3 separate regions of the Mus musculus genome follow, and regions 2 and 3 are each linked to region 1. The links are chromatin loops, found by intact Hi-C in ENCODE. Cell type or tissue: heart. All regions are shown on one strand.

What was found. Hi-C counts contacts between places; a loop is a spot of excess contacts. Peaks named below come from ENCODE experiments on the same cell type or tissue, not always from the same donor. Only the 100,000 strongest peaks of a DNase experiment are listed, where the experiment ranks them.
Region 2: it touches region 1 in a loop (10-fold over the local background); 9 of 42 quality-filtered maps call a loop at or near these places.
Region 3: it touches region 1 in a loop (2.0-fold over the local background); 2 of 42 quality-filtered maps call a loop at or near these places.

Annotation. Positions count from the first base shown.
Region 1 is chr12:77,236,784-77,244,783 of GRCm38, forward strand. Fut8 (fucosyltransferase 8) reads left to right here and starts at 1,321. Exons shown (of 12, transcript NM_016893.5): 1 at 1,321-1,416. 9530018F02Rik (a long non-coding RNA gene) reads right to left here and starts at 2,443. Exons shown (of 1, transcript XR_003950200.1): 1 at 1-2,443. In heart, CTCF peaks have their summits at 2,275 and 4,290; DNase peaks (open chromatin) are centred at 1,248 and 1,958; H3K4me3 peaks cover 2,613 bases; H3K27ac peaks cover 2,110 bases.
Region 2 is chr12:77,526,599-77,534,598 of GRCm38, forward strand. No RefSeq gene overlaps it. Among named protein-coding and RNA genes, the nearest start is that of Gm35240, 23 kb to the right of the region's middle. In heart, a CTCF peak has its summit at 4,909 (motif pointing left); no DNase peak of the experiment used is centred here; H3K27me3 peaks cover 360 bases.
Region 3 is chr12:77,460,279-77,468,278 of GRCm38, forward strand. It overlaps Fut8 (fucosyltransferase 8), which reads left to right. Exons shown (of 12, transcript NM_016893.5): 11 at 3,782-3,932. Among named protein-coding and RNA genes, the nearest start is that of Gm25926, 46 kb to the left of the region's middle. In heart, no CTCF peak of the experiment used is centred here; no DNase peak of the experiment used is centred here.

The DNA of each region.
Region 1 (8,000 bases):
GGTAACTATATCCTGAGCATGGCCTGAAGGATCTTTGAGAGCAGCGTACTGTGACACTGAGCAGAGACCTGAACTGCTGAAGAACTACTTTCTCACTGTATTTCAGAGTCATCAGTTTGGCGCTTTCTTATATACTATGCTGTTCTATAAAGATGTACTAAGTTCTTCACAAATATTTCTAGTGGCTTTTTCTTAAATAGAAAGTAGGTGGGATGCTTTGATTCCTATAGTTTTAATATTTCCTAGGAGATAATTAAAGCCAGATTAAAGGAGCAGAGAGTTCGAGGCACACATAAAACTTTGAATGTAGAGATCTTCAAGTACTGCAAATGGTAGCGTGTGTTAATTAACTAGAAATGGTTCCTCTTTTTCCCTTGAATACATTCAAGCCATACATCCTTGTTAAAGTGCTTTTTAAATGCTGTGCTGAAGCCTCAAAGTAAACATTTTACCTCTGACTCCTAAAAATGTTCCAGGCTGTGGGTGTAGCCCAGGAGAAAACACACCCTTAGCATGCACATACTCACACAAAAGGAAAAATAATTCAGGGTTTTGACTGTTGAAATTTTAGCCCTTAATCCATCTAAGTACAGTATAAGCCTAAATTTTGCTTATTTGCAACAGAGAACTGAGAGTCTCACGGAAGTTATCTACGCATTTAATAAATGACTACAGATTTGTTGAATGATGACACCCAAGCTTTTTGGCTAGATCATAATTCTGACTTCACCAGAGTTTTGTGTGACCTTCAATAAGCCACGGTGTTTTCTCAGAGAGCTTTATTTCGAAGAGACATTAACCCAGTCACAGGTCCGGAAAAGCTTCTCAGGGTGCGGAGCTCCTGAAGGCACAGGCATTTTTTTTTTTTTCCTTTTTAAAAAGCACTGTCCTTTGCATTTTAGAAACACAGTTCCTGATATAGAATAAACATTGGGAATTTATGAGAGTTATTAGGTAGGTTGCATTCTTGGCAGGCTACGACCTCTTTAATGTCTTTTCTGTGTTTTTTTGATTACTAGCATATAAAAGGGTGGCCCTGTTTACTCAGAGATACGTTTCCAAAGTATTTACTAGTATTTATCTGTGCTGGGAGGAATAATTGTCTTGAGGGCAGCTTTTCTACTCAGTCACCCGGCTGAGTCCTCAGGCTTGGGATCTGGTCCCCAGGCTACAGGGAAGAGTTCGGCACGGGAAGCTCATCTTCCGGCCCTCTGATTGGCCAGTTCGCACTCCACTCACTGGTTTTCCCGCTCTGATTGGCCCCGGCAGCACCCCTTCGGCCCGCGACTACTTTGTGTGCCCTGGCTGCGCGGCTGGGTCCTCCCGCCCAGCTCGCCCTCCCGGACGGTCTGTCGGAGGTAGCCCTTCGGCACTCGGCTCAGCATCGCGGGCGTCAGGATCCCCGAGTGCGAGCGGGTAGGAAGCATCCTAGGGAAAAGCCTCTCCTCTCCTGTACTCAATAAACTTCCGCCTCCGAAGGGCTGAGGCAGCAGCGGCTGCGAACGGCCGGGCTTCGAACTCGGGCTCTGCGGGGTTCTTTCTCTTCAGATGAAGACAGAGCCCGCAGGGTAGCCGGACCGCCCGGAGCCGAGGTGGCACTGTGTGCTGGTGCCTCAGCGGATGAGCAGCAGAGAGTACCCCGAAACTAGTACAGAGCCCTATTGAGCCCCAGCGGGGTGCGCCTCTGGGTGGTGGGCCAGGCCGGCCAGGGCGTGGGGAGCGCTGCTCCCCTCAGCCTCCGACCCTCAGGCGGCCTTCGCCTGTAGAGACCAAAGCCGGAGCCCGCGCGCGGCCGCTGTCCGGCTGGAACTCGGGTCCCGCCGTGGCCCGGTGGATGCTGCAGCTCCGCTGTCCACCCGCACAGAGAGGAAGGGGACGGGGCGGAGCCTGTGCACATGCCAGGGTCGCTGGAGGAGGCCGCGGCCGGCGCATGCGCGCCCTCCCCCAGCAGGCTGGGACGCCGAGGGGCGCGCGCCCCTCTCCGCGCGCGCACGCTCGCTCGCTCGCTCCCTCGCTCGCGCCGGCCGGCGGCTTCCCCGCCTGCGCTCCCGGTCGGAGCCACTCCGGCGCGTGCGCGCGTGGTCTCGGGCCGACCCGAGTGGCCGGGTTCTCTGGGCTCCAGGCCCCCGCCGCCCCCTCCCCGGCTCCCAGCCAACCCGTCCCTCCCTTTCCTCACGGAATGGGGCCGGCGCTGCTCGGGGTCGCGCGTCCTGGACCCGGCTCGCGCTCGGTCTCGCGCTGTCAGCCGCTGCCTGGCTCGCGCCGCCTTGCGCTTTCCCTCAGTCAGTGGCGCCGAAGGCTCCGTTAAGCGGCGGCCGCGGTTCCTGTTTCCGTTTCTTCCTCTCCCTTCAGTCGGGAGTAGCATCCTCCACCCCAGCACCCCTCCCACTCTCCCGCCGCGGCCAGCTGCAGCTGGAGGCAGCGGCGGCGGCGACGGGGGACGGCGCCGACCGCCTCGCTCCCGCCTCGGGTAAGGGGGCGTTAGGGAGCCGGGCCCCGCGCGCCGCGGACTCCAGGACGGGGCGGGCGCGGGCTCTGTGGAGCCTGGGCTCGGGGCGCTCCTTCGTCCTCCCGCCGATACCGGGCCTGTTGCTGCAACTGCTGCAGCCGTTGCTCAGCCAGCGGCCCCGGGAAAAGTGGGGAGGGAGCCTCCGGGACACCCCGGCGTAGCCTTGGCCCCTTGGGTGAGGGGCGCCGCGGCGTCGGGCATCCCAGGACCTATGGGATGGGGGCGGGGTGGGAGGTGTCCCTCAGCGAATCTCTGCATCTGCCGCTCCTTGCCCCCGCAGCCGGGTCCCCACGGTCAGACCGTGGGAAGGTGGGTTCCTTTGCTTTGCTTTGCTGTGTGGGCTTCTGGGGCTGGAAATCAGAGTGAACCTGCACAAAGATGCGTTCTGGCTAGTGGCTGAGGCAGGGTAGTTAATGGCCTGGGTGCCTCGGTATCCCCTCCCTTTGATCTGCGAATGACAAGCTGGAGGCTGTGGAGTGTCTCAACTTATTTGGGAAGGTTAAATGAGTCATATCAGCTCAGCGGAGGTCTGTCCTGCTGGAGTTGGGGTGGTTTGTCGGTAGCAGCACCTGTTCTCTGGATGTGGGCTTTGCAATCCTCAGAGACGTAATTCTTAAGTTAAATGGCACTGTCATGGTTAGGGTTTCGCACCCTGGTGAGCTTTTAGCGCTTTGCCTTAAACGTGGAGGCCTTGGAGAAAAGCAAAGAAAGTAGTGTTTTTCCTTGTGTCTAATTCTGCACGTTACTTTTAAGAAAACGCAAGAAGGTGAGCCCAGGAAAACCATATCCTCCCGTACCTCCCGTAGATCACTCCGAACTTAAAGGTTTCAGGGAACAAATGCAATGGAAGTTTTTATCAATTTAAGAGTTAAATTTATCACAAGTCACTGACTTAACTTTGCCTTTGCTCCGTAGAAACTCTTAAGAAGGTTTTATTTTAGTTGTCTTGTTCTTCCTGGGGTTAAGTGCTTATTTATTTTCTTGGTTAAAGTTCTGTGTAATATGCATACTTCTTTTAAAGGGTATATCATATATAAAGTATTTTAGGGGAGAAATTATATACTGAAGCAAAGAAGTAAGATGCTTCTTTTCTTTAAGGCAACATAGGAGTCTCTGACAATAGTACGCTCCTGTACATTGCTGTCCTTCTGATAAGAAGTCTTAATTATAAATACGACAGTATTTTAACACACATATATATAGCATTTGAAATTGCAGGCCGAGTGAAAATGTAGGGAACAAGAGACGACTAGGCTGTAAGCATATGAGGGTGGCTTGGAGGTTTGGGTTTTCAGTTTGCTGTTATAAATCGAGAATTCTGTTTGAGTTGAAGAGCTGAACAGCTGGAATGAAACTTGCATAGATTGCAGGAACGTGCAGAAATGTCTTTGATCAGATAGTGAGTTAATATGAAGGGTGTCTTGTGATCTACTAGGAGAGTGATTCAAAATAACTTAAATATGACACACTACAGATTGTATTTTAAGGATTTTTTTAAAATCTAAAAGTCATTTGAGGTTGTTTTCTCTGTAAGTCAGCTGTATTTGATATATATAGAACGGAGACCAAGACAATCATTCTGATTCTATAATGTGGTCTTTAAAAAAATAAAATCTAAATAATTTTTTTCCAAAGGAGTAACAGTGACCTCAAAAGTGATGAATTTTGAAATTTTCTAGTGTGTCACAAAATGTGTGTGTGTGTGTGGTTTTTTTTTTTTTTTTTTTTTTTTTTTTTTTTAAATGCAGTTATTTTAGGTTGGTCTGGAGGGGGAGCTAGTGCCAAAGCAAAGTGTAGCTTAATAGCTGTTTGAACTTTTTAAACATCTAACCAGATTTTTATGACCAGGAGAAGTATACATTTTTTTAATTAAAACACTAGAGGTATTGATGTGGACATAGTAACTGTTCATAGTTATTTGTGGGGTGTGTATATTGGATATTAGAAATTAGTTTTAGAAATCGATCATGAATAATGAAAGCAGGTGTTTAAGTGTTTTGAGTTTCTTATCTACAATTCTGAAAATGTGTACTACAACTTGAATGTGCTGTAGCATCTCACTCCTCTCAGGCAGTGCGTTGATAGTGGACTGTGCTCCTGACCCTCTGCTCGTATTGAGTATTCTTGCTTTATAAAATCTGCACTCCCAAAAAGGTAAAACAAAAAGCCAAAAGATAAAAAGCTTCAAGCAGAGTCCTGGAGAGATAGATATATTCACTGTGTAGTGAATTCTCTCTGTTAAAACCAGATAATTTTAGTAAAGAAATGTTGGATAGTTGGACAGCAGTCTCAAGGTCATTTTGCAGCCTATTATATGTTGAATTTGTTTGAATATAGAATAGTTATTTTTATGATGTGTGACATTTTGTTTAATTTCTAAAGTATATGGGTTTGATTTGTGTCTGATCACTCACATGCTCTTTAAATCTACAAAAATTGATAATGATGTGTATTTAAAAATTATTAAAATATTTATTTTTTTGAGGGTAGTGATGAGCCTTTTGCTATTCACATTCTTAAGTAAATAGAACCTTACCAGTGCTAATTAAAAAAATAGATTCCTTTCCATTCAGTGGTTGTTATTGGTTTACTTTATAAATTGCATTTAGTAAAAGTATATTGGTTTAATTAAATGATAGATGTGCCCATTTTATAGCATACTTATAAACCTGGAACTATTTTGTTTTGCAAACACAAGATTTTTAAAAAGTCAGTATGTTTTTTTCCTTAAAAGGAAACAAAAGTAAGATTGTAAACATTTGAAACAAAAGCCCTGTTCTCGGTGTTACTGCTTATCTTGTGCTTTTCAGATGAGTAGGATGGGAGTAAGGATCAGTACAGATTCCCTGTGGTCCTCTTACTCTTTGACTTACATTTCTCTACCACAAAGTAGAATGGATTACTGTTTGAATTGTTTTTAACTTGTAGCTTATTATAGTGACAGTCAAAAGTGTTTAAAGGTAAACACATATTTTTTACAACTGATTTTTAAAGAGCCTTAAAATCCCCAACATACTATAGAATTCATATAATACTGTACATTTTAAAAAATAAAATATGGGCCAATAGGGCCCTGCTATGGAATTAGGCCATGCATGTCAGTTTAAGAGTTATTCATGTATACTACAGAATGCATAGTGATAATAGGCTAATTTCATTTAAGTTGCTTTTCAGTTTTCTTTTGTGAGGCAGGGTCTTACTCTGTAGCCCTGGTTGGCTGGAAGCTAATAGGTATAGCTCAGGCTGGCCTTGAACTCATCCTTCCATGTTCTAGAGTTAGAGACATGGAACATTACACTTTTTTTTCTCCAAGAAGACTTTATTGTCAAAACCTAATAGTCATGCATTACTACTTAAGACAATAATTCTTGGTGATTTTTTTTTTTTTTGGTCAGAAAATGATATTGTAAGGGGGAAATATCACTTAATAAGATGTCAACTCTTATTAATACTTAGAACTAGAATGAATTTGTCTAGAGTATAGACAGCATAAACCAATGGGCTATGGGAATGTGGCTTAGTTGGTAGAGTGCTTGCCTCATCCGAATGAAGTATCAGGTTTGATCTTTATCACATGCATTGCATAAAGGGGATGTGGAGGTAAAGGAAGGATGGTTAGAAGTTTAAGAGTAGCTAGGGATGGGAACATTGTCTTAAATCAACAAAAACAAGTCCAGAAACAAACAAACAAAAACCTTCTGTCAAGTGAAATATAAACCATCAAACTAAATGCATACCAATGTTTACAAATGACTTCACTTTATAATTACTTTATATGTATTTGATGCAATTGATAATAAATTTAGATTATTGCTAAAGATGGAAAATATGGTTAATAGCTTCTCTACCAAATCCACTGTCTTTTGTGTGTCTTACTGTGTTGCTCAGCTGGCCTTGATTTTGCTGTGATCCTTAGCATCAGACTTTTGAGTGCTGGGATTACAGTCATGCTCTCTCTTTATGGTGTTTTTTTTTTCCTCTTAGGTTCATAGATTTTTTTTTCCAGGCAAAACTTTAGTTGGTGTGTTAAATAGATTTGTTCTAACTTTTTTTTTTTTTTTTTGCTTGTTTTTGTTTTTGAGGTAAAGATAAAAAAGATTAGAATACCAGTTTTGTAGAGTTTAACATTGTTAAGTGAAAATAACGGTGACTTGATTTGAAAAGGGTTATGCAATATGAACTAACCAGTACCTCCAGAGCTTGTGTCTCTAGCTGCATTTGTAGCAGAAGATGGCCTAGTTGGCCATCATCGGAAGGAGAGGCCTTTGGTCTTGCGAAGATTATATGCCCCAGTACAGGGGAATGCCAGGGCCAGGAAGCAGGAGTTGGGTGGGTTGGGGAGCAGGGTTGGGGGGAGGGTATAGGGGAACTTTCAGGATAGCATTTGAAATGCAAATGAAGAAAATAATCTAATAATAATAATAATAATAATAATAATAAAGAACATCAAAAAAGAAAAGAAAAGGGTTATGGGATGGTGAGTATGTATCTTAGTGGTAACTGTGCTTAAAGTCAAAAACAAAGAGAAGGTAGTATGGCATTAGAAAGGTTGCCAGTTGCATTATTGCTTTACTTTAAAGCATGTCTCTTATTTTCCTGGAATGCATTCTCTTGCCTCTTATGCTATTTCTGTCTGTGTGTAGAGCTCCTGATTACAAGGAGCCGCCTTTTTAAGAAAATGAATTATTTATCTTTGCATACCTCTTTGCAATAATATACTGTAAAAAGCAATACAGAATATGGAGATTCACTGAAGAGAACTCAGTCTAAAATGAACAACAGTGTTCTTTACTCATGGGAGTTCACAAGGGGAAAGTGTCAGATAACTGGAGCCTTAATCAGATAGGATCAGACTGGTTCAGTTTGTCTGGCCGTGTAAGTAGCAAGTGGTCATAGTTTTGATGTCTTCTTTGAATATTTCATTCATTCACAAATCAAGTGTCAAAAGATTGTAATTTTGAGAAAACATACTCAAAATCAGCTAACACGTAGAAAATATTTTGCTTTCTTTTTTAACATAAGGTTTGATTTTTCCTATTCCTTCAGAAAGCTTAACAAAATTCTAGGGCTTAAGGTGGCTATTGAAATTCTTGAGGTGGAAAAGTCCCTTCCTTGTCCTTGGTAAATTGATTCTCAGAAGCTTCAGGAGTAAATAACCCCGACTGCCTCCTCGTACAGAGTTATAGCCCTCCGTTACTCAGGTATTAGCACAGTCTGACCCTGCATGTAGATTGTCAGGTGTGGGCACATGTTACTTTTAATCTGTAAGTATTCTAGGAATAGTCATGTTCTCAATGCTAAGTATGTCTACTAAAAATGGCCAGATGATATACAGTCAAGAGCAGTTCCTCTTAATTCAAAAGATGCTATTAGTGCTTAACTATAATGACACAAGGATATAATGGAAATGAAATCAGCAAAAATGTCCATTTTGTAACAGAGTTAGCAGACCAGGTGTCAGGTAAGACTAATTCCTGTGACATCTGTAACT
Region 2 (8,000 bases), 290 kb after region 1:
AGTTGTGTTCCACTCACCAGAGGACTTAGGATCCCATGGCAGCTCCTGTGTGGTTCCTTGTGGGTGTCCGTAGACTCCCCCGGTCCAGGAACCCCGGTGCTGCAGTGGGCAGGCTGGAAGGGACTTGAGCCCTATATCAGGCCAGGCTTCCTGCTTCCTTAATTAATGCAGTCTCAGGACCTGCGCGATTGGATTGGAGTAGGCGCTGTGTTCCACTCACCAGAGGTCTTAGGATCCCGTGGCGGATTCTGTGTGGGTCCTTGCGGGTGTCCGCAGACTCCCCCGGGCCAGAGACCATGGTGCTGGTGCTGCAGTGGGCCGGCCGGAAGGGCACACGGAGGCTTTAGACACATGGAGGAGTCTGGCAGCTATGTTTCCATCTGATGGGCAGGAAACGGGGGAAGGAAGGCAAGCAGAGAATAAGCCTGGTCACCGACACTCTGAGGCCCGTGTTCTTCTGTGCCCTCCTGAACACTTCATAGAGGCGAGCTTATCTACCTTCTCCTACCCCTCACAGACATCGGCTCATCTCCACTTACAGGAAGGACAAAGAAGTGCAGAGAAATGAGGTAACTCGGAACCACAGGGCTCCTACAGGGGAGCAGGGGAAGGGAGTAGGTGAAAGGGGAAGGGAGTAAGGGAAGGCAAAGCAGGCCTTGCTGGGTCCCCTAGCATGGAGACTATGCATTTTCAGCCACAGTCTCAGGAGACAGACGCCCTCCTTTCTTGGCCTGCCTCTCTTGGTGTTCTCAGGTAGATGGAGCCTGAGAATTGGGTATAGAATTTACAAGTCTAAGACTCACGTGCAGACAGACGGGATCTGCGGAGGGCCTGCATTCTGGATCACAGGGAGGCTTCTCATGGTGTTGCGTCCTCACATGGGGAGAAGGAAGCAAGCTTTCTCCAGAATCCCTTCCTGATTTGTTTGTTTTTGAGATTGAATCTTGCTATGTAGCTCAGGCTAGTCTTGAACTTGTGATCTCCCTGCCCCAGCCTGAGTACAATTGGAAGTGTTTGCACCACACTTGGCCTTCCAGGATCCCTTTCACAAGGCCATTAATCCCATTCATAAAGGCTTCACTCTCAGCACTTAATTACCCCCCACGCCATGGCTTTCCTCCAAATGCCATCACCCTGGGAGTTAAGGTTCAACACAGGAATTTTCAGGGAACATCAATATTTGATCTATGGCTCTGACTTTCCTTTTTACAGTGTTGGCTCAAACATATTTCTCTTCCATGCAACCAAAGATTCTATCTACTGCATATTTAAACACCTAGTCACTTTGCACCTATATGAAACAGAGTTTATCAGTAGTGTCTCCAAAACACAGACAGTGTGATATTCTACAAGCCAAGGAACCCATAAGTGTCTGGAAGAAGCCTGGGGCAAAGTTTTCCTCGGAGTCCTGGGAACACATTGGTTTCATGGCTCCTCCTGACTTTGAGATCTTCTTCTGTCATGTGTGCTACCTTGTAAGGACGGTAGATTAAGCAGTTTGGCCACAGTAGCATGGCAGTTAGTGGTAGAGAGGAGATGTCCCAGAAGGGCTGACTGCCTTCAGCCTCCTCGATGCCAGAGCTAACATCTCTGGTTCTCTCTACTGCTTCATTTCACAAGAGAGGTTGAGGATCCACAGCCAATTCAGGCAGAACAATCTAGATAGACAGCACTGCTGGAAACCTTCAGCACACTGGGGAAGGAGCTCCTGCCACAGAGTCACAGACAGATGGTCACCCAGTGCCTGCCTCAGTCCCTGCCAGGAACAGTGTTATTCCCAGTGTGGGCAAGGGCCTGAGAGCTGGACTTGAAATCCTGACTTTGCTTCTCAGAGCTGAATACCCTTGGTCAGGGAGCCCGATTTCCGCATATCTCAGTTTCCCTGTGAATAAAACAATTACAAATCCTACTTTCTGATGTCATTATGGCAAACAGGATCACACCTAGGAGGAAGTAGGACCTTAAAGACAAGAGGGGATTGACTGTCCACCTATGCTCTGTCAGCCCCCATAATGAGGGCCACGGGTGAGAGCCACAGGCCCTCCTTCCCTCCCTCCCCATGGCTCTGTCTAAACCCAGCCAACCGTGGAACCTCCAGCTTGGCTCTTAGTATGCAGAGCCCTTCCTTAAGCTTCCAAGTGGGAAAATCAACATGAAAAATTAATCTTGTATTTTTCCTCTTTTTCTTTTTCTTTTTTTTTTTCAAGTGGAGAAATTATTTAGGGCTTTGGGGAAGAGGGCCAGCTACTTGCTATGCGGCGGCTCATCTCTTTGCCACCACCCCTGCCATGTTCAGCAAATGAGTCTTCTATTCTCTTCCTGGCAGGTGGTCTTACAGCTACATGTGTTCCTGCATCCAACGGGGTGCCGAGGGTGGGGGTGGGGGAACACAGTGTGGTGATGACTGCTCTTTCTAATTACTGCCATACCAGGAGGCAAAGGGACAAGCCGCCGTCAGCTTGCGGGCCACTGTGGAAACACCAAGGATCCTGGTTGTCAGGTTTCTGTGGCTGGTGGGACTCGGCTGCCTGATGGGTCACCTGGGAGTGAGCACTTCCTTTTCCCCAAACAAGCTCTATAGCTGTCATGCTGACAGGGACACGGCAAGTCATGCCTTTGTGCAGGGTGCTCCAGAGCCGAGGATGGGAGATACAAGTAGCAATCTAACACAGCTGCATCCTCCTGGAAGAGAAGAGGGAGCTCCATTCATCCGTGCAATGAAGGTTATTGAGACCTATCCTGGTGGAGTGTACGGTCTAATGGGAAAGAGAGATATTAATCAAATACTGTCACAGATATGTAGTTACAACCCATGGCCAATGCTATAACAAGAAAATACAGGAGTTATTGGACTGTACACGGGGACCTGGCTTGCTCTGAGGTCAGAGTAGTCTTGATGAAAGCTATAAGCACAGATCGTGTAAATGAAAGGAGGTTGACTCTAGGAAGAGTTTGGAAAGAACTAACAAGCTGTGTGCACAGATGGAGGGTGACGGAGATGGATGCTGCTTCCAACTTAAGTTTCTAACCAGAGTAACTGGAAGTTGAGAACAGTTGGGATGGAGAATCAGCTGAGCAGGACAGTCGGCTTGGGGCTTGCCAAGTTCACTGGATGCATGGTGGTGGTTGGTGGTGGTGGTGGTGGTGGTGGTGGTGGTGGTGGTGTGTGTGTGTGTGTGTGTGTGTGTGTTGATGGTAGGGTGTGTGTAGATGATATGTATATATGTGTGGTGTGTATATGAAGCATGTGTACATTGTATGTATGGTACATGTGTGAAATATGTCATGTACTATGTGTATGTATGTCTGATGTATATGTGTATGTATGTATATATATATATATAATGTATATATATTATCCATGTGTGTCTATGATATATGTGTGTGTATATATATATATATATAATCTACCTATCTATATCAGTGTGTGTGTGTGTGTGTATGCATGTGTGGTGTGGTATGTGTGCCTCTGTTTGTGTGATATGTTGTCATATCCCAAGGCAGGAAGCAGATGGTCTACTCGGGACTTGACTGTGGCAGTCACAAAAGGTAGTTCCTTCTTTACTCTCAGACATGCGGCCTCTCATCTTTGCTTCTCTGTGTTGACTATACCCTCATGCCTTTCCCTGCCGAGTGCTGCTGCTTTCATAGACACACTAGTGGTTTTAAATTCAAGACTTCAACATTGTGCACCCAAAGAGTCTGTATTAGGTTGGTCTGAACAACCCACTACAAGAGGCATTCAATGTACATGTGTTAAATACCTACTGTGTGTTGAGGATATTTTAAACATTGGAGGTGCAGCAGGTTTCAGAGTAGACTCCCCACTCCTATAGGCTGATGTCCTTATTAGGGAGACAACTGGACAACATGCAAAGATCTAACACTTCAGGTGACAAATGCAGATCAGAGACGGTGGGGCAGGCTGATGCTGTCTGTCCTTGTGACAGCTGACCTGAAGACCTTTCTGTGCCCAGGAGCTTCAAAGCAAAACTGAAAGCAAGTGAGCAATAGTCCAGAAGGCCCTGAGACATGTGCCCTCAGCCTGTAGGAGACCGGTGCGGCAAGGTGAGGGAGCCGTGGAGGTGTGTTCTACGAGGCAGGCAGGTTCATAGAATGTGAGCCTTGAGCAGATCAAATGTTCCTGTCGTGTAGCAGATGTGCTCTGGAAGCAGGAGGAGGCCAGGTGTGGAAGCGCAGAGTCCAGGGAGGCAGTTAGGAAGTTAACGCAGTGATCTCCATGAGAGATGATGGATGTGAACCAGCCAGAACCCGAGGAGGTGAGGAGCCAAGGTCAGAATTTGGAAAGATTTGAAAGTTGAACTAAGATAATTAACAGCTGTTTGATCCAAGTGGACTTTTTAGTTCAACTGTGAATAGGGAAATAGTATGGACCCAGTATAGCCTATAGATGGACTGGTGAGAAGGATGAGGGGAGATCAAGAGGTACAAAGCAGCCCCTCAGGCAAGTGGGGAACAGATTCTTCAAGAGGAGGCCTGGACACTCGTGTGGTTGGCATGCTCTAGTGGCTCATTCAGTAATGCTCAGAATGTCATATGAGGAACCTGCTCTAATTCACTTTTCTATATGAGACCACCTCAGTGAGGATGAGGGACCTGCTGAAGGCCACACAACGGGGAAAAGGAGAAATGTGGGTTTGACCTTGTGAGTCAATCCGACTCCCAGAGTGCATCTGCCGTGTGAGCAAGTGGCCAATGGTGCCCAGGCTAAGGACAAGTCACCAAGGTGGGACGTGGGAGACCATTTTGTCCTCAGCTAGAGTGAAGTGCCACAGTCAGGTAAGATGCAGGGATAGCAAGGGAGCAAGGGGCCATGCTGGGAGACAGCATTGGTGGAGCCTGCAGCTCCTCCCCACCCCCAGTGGACCACACTGCCATCTGCTGGCAACATAGCTCGGGCAATTGCCCCCTCAGAACCTCCAGGTACCTTTTTATAATACACAGACTAGCCTCAAACTCGGCGAATGACCTTAAGCTTCTTGTCTCTTTCCTCTGTGTGCTGGTTAGTCTTATGTCAACTTGACATAAGCTAGAGTTATCTGAAAGGAAGGGACCTCAAGAGAGAACATGTCTCCATAGGATCCAGATGTAAGGCATTTTTCTAATAAGGGATCGATAGGGGAGAGCCCAGCCCATTGTGGGTGGTGTTATCCCCAGCTGGTGGTCCTAGCTTCCATAAGAAAGCAGGCTAAGCAAGCTATGGGGAGCAAGCCAGTAGGCAGCACCCCTCCATAGCCTCTGAATCAGCTCATACCTCCAGATTTCTGCCCTGTTTGGGTTCCTGTCCTGGCTTCCCTCAATGATGGAAGTGTAAGCCTTCTCAGCTTGCTTTTTTATCATAGTGTTTAATTGCTGCAATAGAAACCCTAGCTAAGACACTGTCTCCCAAGTGCTGAGATTGCAAACATAAGCTACCTTGCCCAGTTTGTGTAGTGCTAGGGATAGAACCCAGGGCTTTGCTTATGTTAGGCAAGCCCTCTCTCTACCAATGAGCCACAGTCCCACCCCAGCAAGTACATCACTCATGTTCCATGTTTGCCATGAATCTATTGCATCTCTGGTATATCATCCTATCTTGCATGCTAGCCATGGTTGACAGGGTAGCTCGTCCCTGTCTGGTCCTTTGCTGTTTAGAGGTAAGGAATGGGGATTATTGAGGACTTGGGGAAGTTCAGTACATCTTCAAGTAACAAAGACATTTCCTTAGACCTGCCTCTAAGAGATTAGAAGTATTCATGTTGGGTATAAGAGCTCAAAATGGACAACAAAAGTCCTGGAGAGATGACTTTGCAGTTAAGAGCACTGGTTGCTCTTCAAGAGGACCTGGGTGGACCTGGATTCAGTCTTCAGCACCCACATGGTGGCTCACAACCACCTGTAACTCAAGTTCCCGGGTATCCTACCCTTGCTTCTAGCTTGAATGGGTACTGCACTCACGTGGTACACAGGCATAGATGCAGGTAAAAGAATCATCACATAAAATAAAAATAAGTATTGAAACAGAAGAACAGTAGACAGAAATGTTAACAGGCTTGTGCCAGGCTGCTGGCATGGTCGCTGAGTCCTGTGAGACAGAAGAGGCAGAGGCTCTCGGGGCTCACGTCTTCCTTAACCTGAGCCCCCAGGCTGTGGCAAGCTCGAGTTCCCCTCTGTTTCCTTCCTGCCAGAAGCTTCCTGACTTGCAGTATCTGTTCCTCCACCTTGAGGGCCACATCTTTCCTTCTGTTTCGGCTCCTTCGTCCTCCAGGTGCTCCTCCTCCTGCAAAGCTGCTTTGGTTTTACTTGTATGACAAGTTGAATGCAAACCGTTGGGAATTACAACTTTGGGTGGAGGCCTCCAGCTTCCCCTGGTTGCCCCGAGTCTAAAGCTGTAGTCTTTGCTCTCTCGTGGGAATGTATGGGAGAAGCGCCATCACCTTGGGGCAGAAAGACAGTAACAGAATTACATTCTGGCAGAGATGCTTCCTGGTGGTTCTGACAGCTTGCGTACTGCACAGTTTAAGGTAGTCTACAAAAACAAACTCATCACTCACCCACCAAATTGTATTTGTTAAGAATGCCTGTACTTAACGTGGCTGAGGAGATGATGGATATACAGTCAGAGAATGTAAAACAGGCATCCAGAGGGGGGAAGAGCATGCGTTTTGCCATAGGACTTGAGAACCTTGGAGAAACTGCCTGGTGGAGTTGGTATTTGATATGGGCGTTGAAGGAGAGAATTTAGTTGGCAGAAATTAGGGCAGTAGGCAGAGAGAACATTGTATATCAAGGTAGGGGTGTGTGGCAAAATGGAGGGTCTGGTGCTGCATTTGGCTCTCTGGGACATAGCCAAGCTTCAGCTACTAAAAGGGGGCTTTCCACTTTGGGGGTTTTGGTGTTGACTCTGAGCGTCTTTAGAAGGGAAGTTGGCTCAGACCTGGGTGTCCACTTTAACAAATGCCCTGCCTGGGTAAGCGTGATCCTTGGACAGGTGTTTCAGAAGCAGGATGATGAGGCTGTGTAGGACAGCACAGCCAAGCAGTGGGCACATTGGGCATAACTTTGGACCTGCAGCCAAGTGGTTTGGTTTTTAAAGTGGGAGATGGCTGAAAAGTGATATAATCCTGAGCCAGGCCATGCAGGATCAGGCTGGCCCCCAGGGATAAGCTTTGTGGCTAACAAGCTGAAGGCACGGAGACTAATTACTAGTTAATTGTCACACAAGGGTACAGTGCTAGTGGGTGAGCCTGAGTATGTCACCAGGGCAAAGTTAGCAGGACCTGGTCCGTCAGTGAGCAGGGAGGAGAGCTTGGCAGGTGAACACCCAGGCAGTGCCCTCTCAGGAGCCTACCTAAAGCTGGGCCAGCCAGGCACAGGGCTCTCAAAGGTTAAGTTTCTTCTTCACAGGGGGAAGGTGAGAGAAATGTGGTTGCCTGAAGCCTGACTTCTTAGGGTACCATGCCTTCCATGAATCTTTTCTCCATGGAAGTCATTTTCTAAGTGTCTTGGAAACGCAAAACAGCGTTCCACACATCTGGAGGGCTGTTTAGTTGACAGAGTAAGCAAGGAAGTTGGATGGAGAAATACTGACATCAGGACCAAGACAAAAGACAGACCTGCTCAGGAAGTGCCTTGTTTTGGCTCAGAAACGGAAATTTCAGCCAAACCACAAGGTCAACAATGCCAACTGTAACAGCTCCAGGGTACTGGGCTCCCTTTCTGCAGTGAGCCCACATGTCACAGCTTCACCCACATCCATGATGGTTCATGCCTGGATGCCTTCAGAGTACCACTTAACAGATGCAGACATGGAAACATAGATGTAGTCATTGGCTCATTCTCACCTTTCCTGGATGGCAGGGCTGACCTTCTGTTTAAAGATAATGGGTGACTTGGTCTGCAGTGGGGCAGAATTTGAGAAGGATATGAGTACCAGGTAGCGAGAAGAGGGTCTACTCTGTCACCTCCAGTCATTCAAAACTAGGTATATAAAGTCTACA
Region 3 (8,000 bases), 220 kb after region 1:
ATAGCAGGGCCTTTTAGTTAGGAGAGCCCTGACTGTTGGTGTCCATTCTTTGTAAAGGGGCCACTCCTTTGTTAGTTTCACAGAGCTAATGAGATTAGCTTTACTCAAGGGTGAAACCCACAGCAGTTTTGCTGGTTCCTATTCTCTGCTACTCTTTTGTTTTGTTTTGTTTTTTGTTTTTTGTTTTTTTTTTTTTTTTGAGACAGGGTTTCTCTGTGTAGCCCTGGCTGTCCTGGAGCTCACTCTGTAGACCAGGCTGGCCTCGAACTCAGAAATTCGCATGCCTCTGCCTCCCGAGTGCTAGGGTTAAAGGCATGCACCACCACCTGGCGCTCTCTGCTACTCTTAAGCATTTGCAGATACATTTGCTGCTGTTTGTAGCTTGGATATGTAGCTTGATCATACACACTACAAATATTTCAGGTTTTCTTTTTAGAACAAATGTGACATTTTCTTCACCTTACTGGTGTTGAGCTGAGTAAGGCAAAATACTAAAATCAATCAATCATAGGGTCTAGTAGGCACAAGCACTACATGCAGCAGTACAAAGCGTGCTCTGAGTTTTTGCCTGTACTGCCATTTTATCAGAGGCAATCAAGGAAGCTCCTTAGTGGCCATGAAATGATAAGAAATTTGGAGCAGCTATTCGGGGATTGGGATAAAGTCTAAGGTAGCACTCATTCAGGCATGCATTTAGTCATAGCATTGTGTGAGCAGCTAGTTCCTATCATGTGAGGAAAACAGGCCTGAGCCTAACCTTGGAGAGTATTGTTTAGAGGCAGAGTATAAACTAACTTTTAATGTTTTCAGCGTTTGTAAGTAAGAAGCATTGTCTTCATTCATTTATCCTTTTACTGTGTTCCTGAGTCCCTTGTAGGTATTGAGAGTACTCAAGTGAACCCTGCAGATGAGTGCTTATGTTGAGTAGAGCTTAGGTTCCAGTTAGGGATAATGGAAGCAGGAGAGGGATGCAAGCAGTAAACAAAGAGTAAATATATACCACATGACAAAAAAGAATGCAGGCAGAAAGTTAGGAATTTTACATTCAAACTTCAAATCAGGTGATTCTGAGTATAGATTTAGAGAGCTGTAAAGATTAAAATTAGACATAGATGCTTATGACAGCAAATATTTGTTGAATGTTTCCTATTTGTCAGGTACACTTGTAAGCACTCTGTGTGTTAATTCTTAAATGAAATAATATAAAGGAAGAATGAAGGTTACTCCCTTTTCAGTAAGGTGCCTGAGATTTCTTTTTTTTTTCCTTAGATACTTTCTTTATTTACATTTCAAATGCTATCCTGAGAGTTCCCTGTACCCTCCCCCCGCCCTGCTCCCCTACCTACCCACTCCTACTTCTTGGCCCTGGTGTTGCCCTGTACTGCAGCATATAAAGTTTGCAAGACCAAGGGGCCTCTCTTCCCAATGATGGCCAACTAGGCCATCTTCTGCTACATATGCAGCTAGAGACACGAGCTCTGGGGTTACTGGTTAGTTCATATTGTTGTTCCACCTATCAGGTTGCAGACCCCTTCAGCTCCTTGGGTACTTTCTCTAGCTCCTCTATTGGGGGCCCTGTGTTCCATCCAATAGATGACTGTGAGCATCCACTTCTGTTTTTGCCAGGCACTGGCATAGCCTCACAAGAGACAGCTATATCAGGGTCCTTTCAGTGAAATCTTGCTGGCATATGCAATAGTGTCTGGGTTTGGTAGCTGATTATGGGATGAATCCCTGGGTGGGGTAGTCTCTGGATGGTCCATCCTTTTGTCTTAGCTCCAAACTTTGTCTCTGTAACTCCTTCCATGGGTATTTTGTTCCCTATTCTAAGGAGGAATGAAGTATCCACATGTTGGTCTTCCTTCTTGATTTTCTTGTGTTTTGCAAACTGTATCTTGTATATTCTAAGTTTCTGGGCTAATATCCACTTATCAGTGAGTGCATATCATGTGTGTTCTTTTGTGATTGAGTTACCTCACTCAGGATGATATCCTCCAGATACATCCATTTGCCCAAGAATTTCATAAAGCCATTATTTTTAATAGCTGAGTAGTACTCCATTGTGTAAATGTACCACATTTTCTGTATCCATTCCTCTGTTGAGGGACATCTGGGTTTTTTCCAGCTTCTGGCTATTATAAATAAGGCTGCTATGAACATAGTGGAGCATGTGTCCTTTTTACCAGTTGGAGCATCTTCTGGGTATATGCCAGGAGAGTTCTTACTGGATTTTCCTGTAGTACTATGTCCAGTTTTCTGAGGAACTGCCAGACTGACTTCCAGAATGGTTGTATAAGCTTGTAATCCCACCAGCAATGGAGGAGTGTTCCTTTTTCTCCACATCCTCGCCAGCATCTTCTGTCACCTGAATTTTTGATCTTAGCCATTCTGACTGGTGAGAGTTTTTTGTTTTTGTTTTTGTTTTTTGATTTGCATTTCCCTGATGATTAAGGATGTTGAACATTTTTTCAGGGGTGCCCGAGATTTCAATCTTAGTCTAAAGACTTACACACCAAATCAGTGATTTTTAATTCAGAGCAGAATCATTTGAACAGGTGTAGACTTTTTCAAGACAACCAGTTTTGATATTTTTTAAGAACATATCTTATATAAGACTACCAACATATTATTTGGCAGACATCCATCCACAGTAGCTTGCTCCCATAAATCCAGTAGAATGACTTTTCTGTTACTGTTATGGCTAAGAATAATAGATGGATCTTTTAAAAGGATGGAAATTGAAGACTGTAGGTTGTCACAAAGGTTTTGACTATTCATTTTTAAATTTATTTACATTAATAATGTGTAAAATTAATGAAGACATTTATATGTTTACATTTACTCACATCTGATCTGTCACAATTATAAACTAAAACTTTAAATGAAAGTCTGTCATAGTGTATTTCTAAAACAGCTCCATTTAAATATGAAAAAGCTCAGATAAACTCTTTGAAGGGTGATCATTACCAAGAGAATAAAAAGCCTCATGCTCTGTCATGAGTTACTAAAGCTCATAGTGATATATGTGTGTGTTTAAGATAATATTCCATAATACGTGTTTTGAAACATGGTTCCACTGTTTGGCCAAGTGTGCCTTGAACTCAGTCCTCCTGTCTCAGCCAGCTAAATATTTGTGTTATAGGAATACACCACTGTACCTTGCAGGATATTCTGAATTAGTTTCTTTTTCATTGTTCACTTGAAAGCTGCTTCAACTATTCTATTAAATATTATCAAGTTCTCACTGTTAAAGAGGAAGTTTTTGATTAAAGAAGTGATCTCCTCAGAGACAGACACCCACAACGAAACAGTAGATAGAGCTTGGGGACTCTTATGGAAGAGTTGAGGGGAGGATTGCAGCCCCCAAAAGAGATGGACCTCCACAGGAAGACCAACAAAGTCAACTAACCTGAACCCTTGGGGTTCTCAGAGCCTGAACCACTAACCAAAGAGCACACACACGGGCTGGACCTAGGCCTCCCCAGCTTGGTCTTCATGTGGGTCCTGAACAACTGGAGCATGTTTTTCTAGCTGGGCTGCCTTGTCTGACCTCAGTAGGAGAGGATGCACCTAGTCTCGTAGAGACTTGAAGTGCCAGAGTTGGGGGATACTCAGGGGGACCATCACCTGCTTAAAGGAGAATGGGAATGGGGTGGGGGAAAGGCTTGTGAGGGGGCAATGAGGTGGTAAAATGAGATGTAAAGTGAATAAATAAATTAAAAGAAAAAAGAACTGGGCTATAGAATACTCTGTTTAGTTGTTAAATCTCTTTCTTTTTCAGGTACTCCAATTATGAATTTATTAGTGATAACTCTATTTCTTGGTCAGCTGGACTACACAATCGGTACACAGAAAATTCACTTCGGGGTGTGATCCTGGATATACACTTTCTCTCACAGGCTGACTTTCTAGTGTGTACTTTTTCATCCCAGGTAAGTGGTAGTATGTTTTAGTGGCCAGTACTCACTGTTGAATTGAGCAGGAAAATTATTTGTGTGTCTGTGTTTTAAGTGTTAGCATGACGTAACTCAGGATAATTTCCCTTTATGCTTAGTAGTAATTTGTTTTGTAAAATAGTAAAGAAATCCCATAGAAAAGTTGTTTGAGTACATTGAATATTTAGTTGTTTGCAGCAATGGTTGAATACATCTCCACTATTGTCAGTGAAGTACTTTAAAGTATTTGGCTGTTAACAGCATCTAACAGAAACAGCAAGTAAAGTGAGTTTCTTTTGTACATTCTGATTCTGCAAACAGCTAATATGTAACCAGACTCCATCCATTTCAGCTCATCGCTGATACTGTGAGACTTAACTTCCCAGCCGGTTTGCCTCACTTGCTGGCTTTATAGTAATGACAGTAAATGCAAGTCTTTTACAAGTTCTGTTACATTTTTGTGAAGTAAAAAGGTCTATGCTAAATTTAAATAATTGAACTTTAAAATACTATACTATCACAATAGCTCCTGGAGCTTGATCATTGCACATAGGCTATGGGTTGGTGTGTATGTGTGTTTATGAGTATCTAATGAATCTTCAGTGTCCTATGGAATACTGGTACTACAGTATCTACTGAGAATGTTATTCTTTCCCCATTTGCCCTCTTATCACTGGTTAGCTTATTTAACCAGCCATTGAGTGACTATACCCAAAGTAATATTGTATGCTAAGAGGACTTAAAGGGAGTTTGAAGATATAGGTTTGGCTCTTATTCAGAATCAAAATACAACTAGAGGACAATTACCAAAAATTACAAATAGGTAGAAAATAAGTATGCTTAAATGCTGAGAACATTATAGTCAAGAAAATATATAAAAGAAAACAGTTTGCATGGAAGTACATTTCAGAAAGAATAAAGAAATGGATCTTTTTATTTTATTTATTTATTTATTTATTTTACAATATGGCCATCAGTATACCTTATCACAGTAGGATGTTGGTAAGATTTTCAGAAGGTGCTTATCCATGCAAAGGCTCTAGTTTTCTTCATCATGAAATAAGAATATAACTCACTATATAGAAACAGCTACACAAATCAGGAGTCACACAGAAGGGATTCTAATATCAACATAAAATCTCCTTAGCCTTCAAATTTCCATGAAGGCATCTAATGGTGATATTTCACTGGAATGAGGGCCCTGTCTTCAAAAAGTATGTTTTCCTTTCTCGTTGCAGGGGGTCAGATGTATATCTACTTGACCCCACTCCTATTTTTGAGAACCTAGCTACCTGATAATACAGACTAAGTAGGTTATACTAGGAAAACACACACACACACACACACACACACACACACACACACACACACTCATATGTATGTGATAAAAATTAATGAAAAAAGAGGCTGTGAATTTGAAATAGAGCAAGGAGAAGGGCATGTGGGAGAACTAGGAAGAGGAAAGGGAAGAAAGAAATGATGTAATTATATTATAATCTCAAAAATAAAAGGAAAAAAATTTTAAAGAGCCATTTTCAGACCAGTAAGATAGCTCAGTAGATAAATGTACTTGCCACCAAACCTGATGACTTGAGTTCAGAGTTCAGTCTCAGGATATGCATGCATGTATTCGTTCATAAATATAATATATTTTTTAAAGCCACTTTTCCTGTGTCACTACCTGCCCTATTGACCTAAATTTTAGACCTGTACCTCTAGTCCAGTGTTTTTTTTAATCTAGGCACTGCTGGCAGATATTTGTTATGAAGAACTCTACTATGTATTTAGGGTATTAGGAGCATTCTTAGTCAAGAGTACTGTCAACACTAGTTGTAAAAACCAAAAATGTCCCTCAGCATTGCCAAATGCCCCTAGCAAAGTTGTCTCAATTGAGGAGCATTGTTCTAATTTATAAGTTCTAAATTAAATAAAAATATACACATCTCATTTATAGGGATGTGTCCAGTGTGTTTGTTTTCTTCTAGCCCTTCTTAAGAATCCTTTTATGCCATTCAGGGATGGAAAGTGATCATTTTTCTTTTTCCTTTTAAATATGTACTTCAGAATTTTTGAACAGCCAAGATTTTCTAAAGATGGCCTGCTCCAGATCACAAATGATCCTAAATTCATGGCTGTGGGTGGCAGAGTTGGGATAGTTAGCCATCTCATGAATAATCTACAGTGTTGAGATTGAGGGCAGCCAGCGATACCATAGGCTGTGATTCCCTACCAGATAAAAGCACATTCTCCTACTTCCTCAGCTTGTGTTAGTAATGCTAATTTATTTGTACAAGTGTTGGGCAAATACTCAGCTTTTGAGATAAATAAAATAAGGCTGCAGAGATGGCTCAGCAGTTAAGAGCATTTGCTGCTCTTGCAGAGGACTTAAGTTTGTTCCCAGCACTCACATGGTGGTTCACAGTCTTTTGTAACTCTAGCTCCAAGGATCCATCACCCTCTCCTGACAGACACCAGGCACACACGTGGTGCACTTACATACATGCAAACAAAACAGTCATAAACATCAAATGATAAATATTTCTAATTTTAAAATTACTGTATTTTCCAGTGAGAAATTTATACCTAAAATAAAAAGAATTGGTCTTATGACTCTAATTTTGATCTGGAAATCATTACCACCATCACTCCATGATAATAGAATTTTGTCTAGGACAAAGAAAAACGACACAGTGCTTTGCTTTGTTTTGTGTGTAATATCAATCATTGAGTGAATTCAGACCTTGGATCCAGAGAAGCAGAGATCGGTTGTGAGATTTTTTTTTTAATCTCCAAATCATTCCTAAAAACTGTTGATAAAATTCACCCAAAGTAAATTTGTTTGCTTTCAAGACAGGGTTTTTCTGTGTAGCCCTGGTTGTCCTGGTCCTTTGTAGACCAGGCTGGCCTTGGACTTAGAGGTCTGCCTGCTTCTGCCTCCCAAGTGCTAAGATTTGTGTCTCACACAAAGTGAATTTTAGCTATCTATACCAAAGAAAATCTCAAACAATGTTTTATAACCCAAAGTAGACTTGAATAACTCAACTATTTTATATTAGAGTTCAAAATAGAAGTTTTTGTAAAAGTAACCTTTTTTTTTTTTTTTTTTTTTTGCCTGATGTAACTGTGGTCTCCAAGGCTAATTGACTGTGTGCTAACCTCAGCCTAGTCCTGGAAGCTTCTAACCTCCATAAAAATTTCCTAGACCTAGAATGTTTTCAGGCTCTGAGACCTGCTGCTGAATAAGCTCAGCCTTTCTTGTTCTTTCTGATCTCCGGCTGGATGATTCAACTCAGCTGTTCTCACTCGAACTCCTCTCCAAGCTGACTGATTCAATCTTCTTTCTCAGCCTCTCCTGAATTTCTCTTTTTGGTCTCATACTAACTTTGGCAATATATTCTAATCTTCTAGCTCCTGTTTATTCTCTGATTCATTCTGTCTTTACCTGCATCTAGCTTATTCTCTCTCTGCAACTGTCTCTATAGCTGTCCTGGTAAAACTGCCTCCTTCCCCTCTTTTCTCTCTGCTTTGTTCTCTCTTCCGTAGCCTCTTTTTTTTTTTCCTTTTCTGTTCTTGTGAGAGTTGACTATATCCTATTTTGTCAAATCTTTCTCTGATTTGTCACTTTGTCTGCCATTCAGTTAGACATCACTTTCAAACATGTTGCCTAGTGCATAGTTTTTGTGAGAACTAAATACTTGTGTCATGTGGAACAACAATAGTACTCAGCAACAGTAATGTATTAAACACGTTAGCTGCTAATAGGCAAATAGGTATCTGAACATCATTGCCTCTTCTAGAGAATTTTCAGTGTTGGTTTTAGCATCTATTTTTCACATAGCTACATTTCAAACTATGTAACCTCAGATTTTAAAAGGAACATGAAACATGTGATTCATGAACTCCATTATCTCTGCTTGTGGTCATGGGAGATGCTTAGGCCCACAGAGTCACTGTGGGGACAGGCACAGCAGTTCTTCACAGGGACAAATAATTAGCAACTTCAGCATATTAATACCAGTGAACCACATGGCTTCCATTTTATTTAGCTTATTGAAAAATATATTG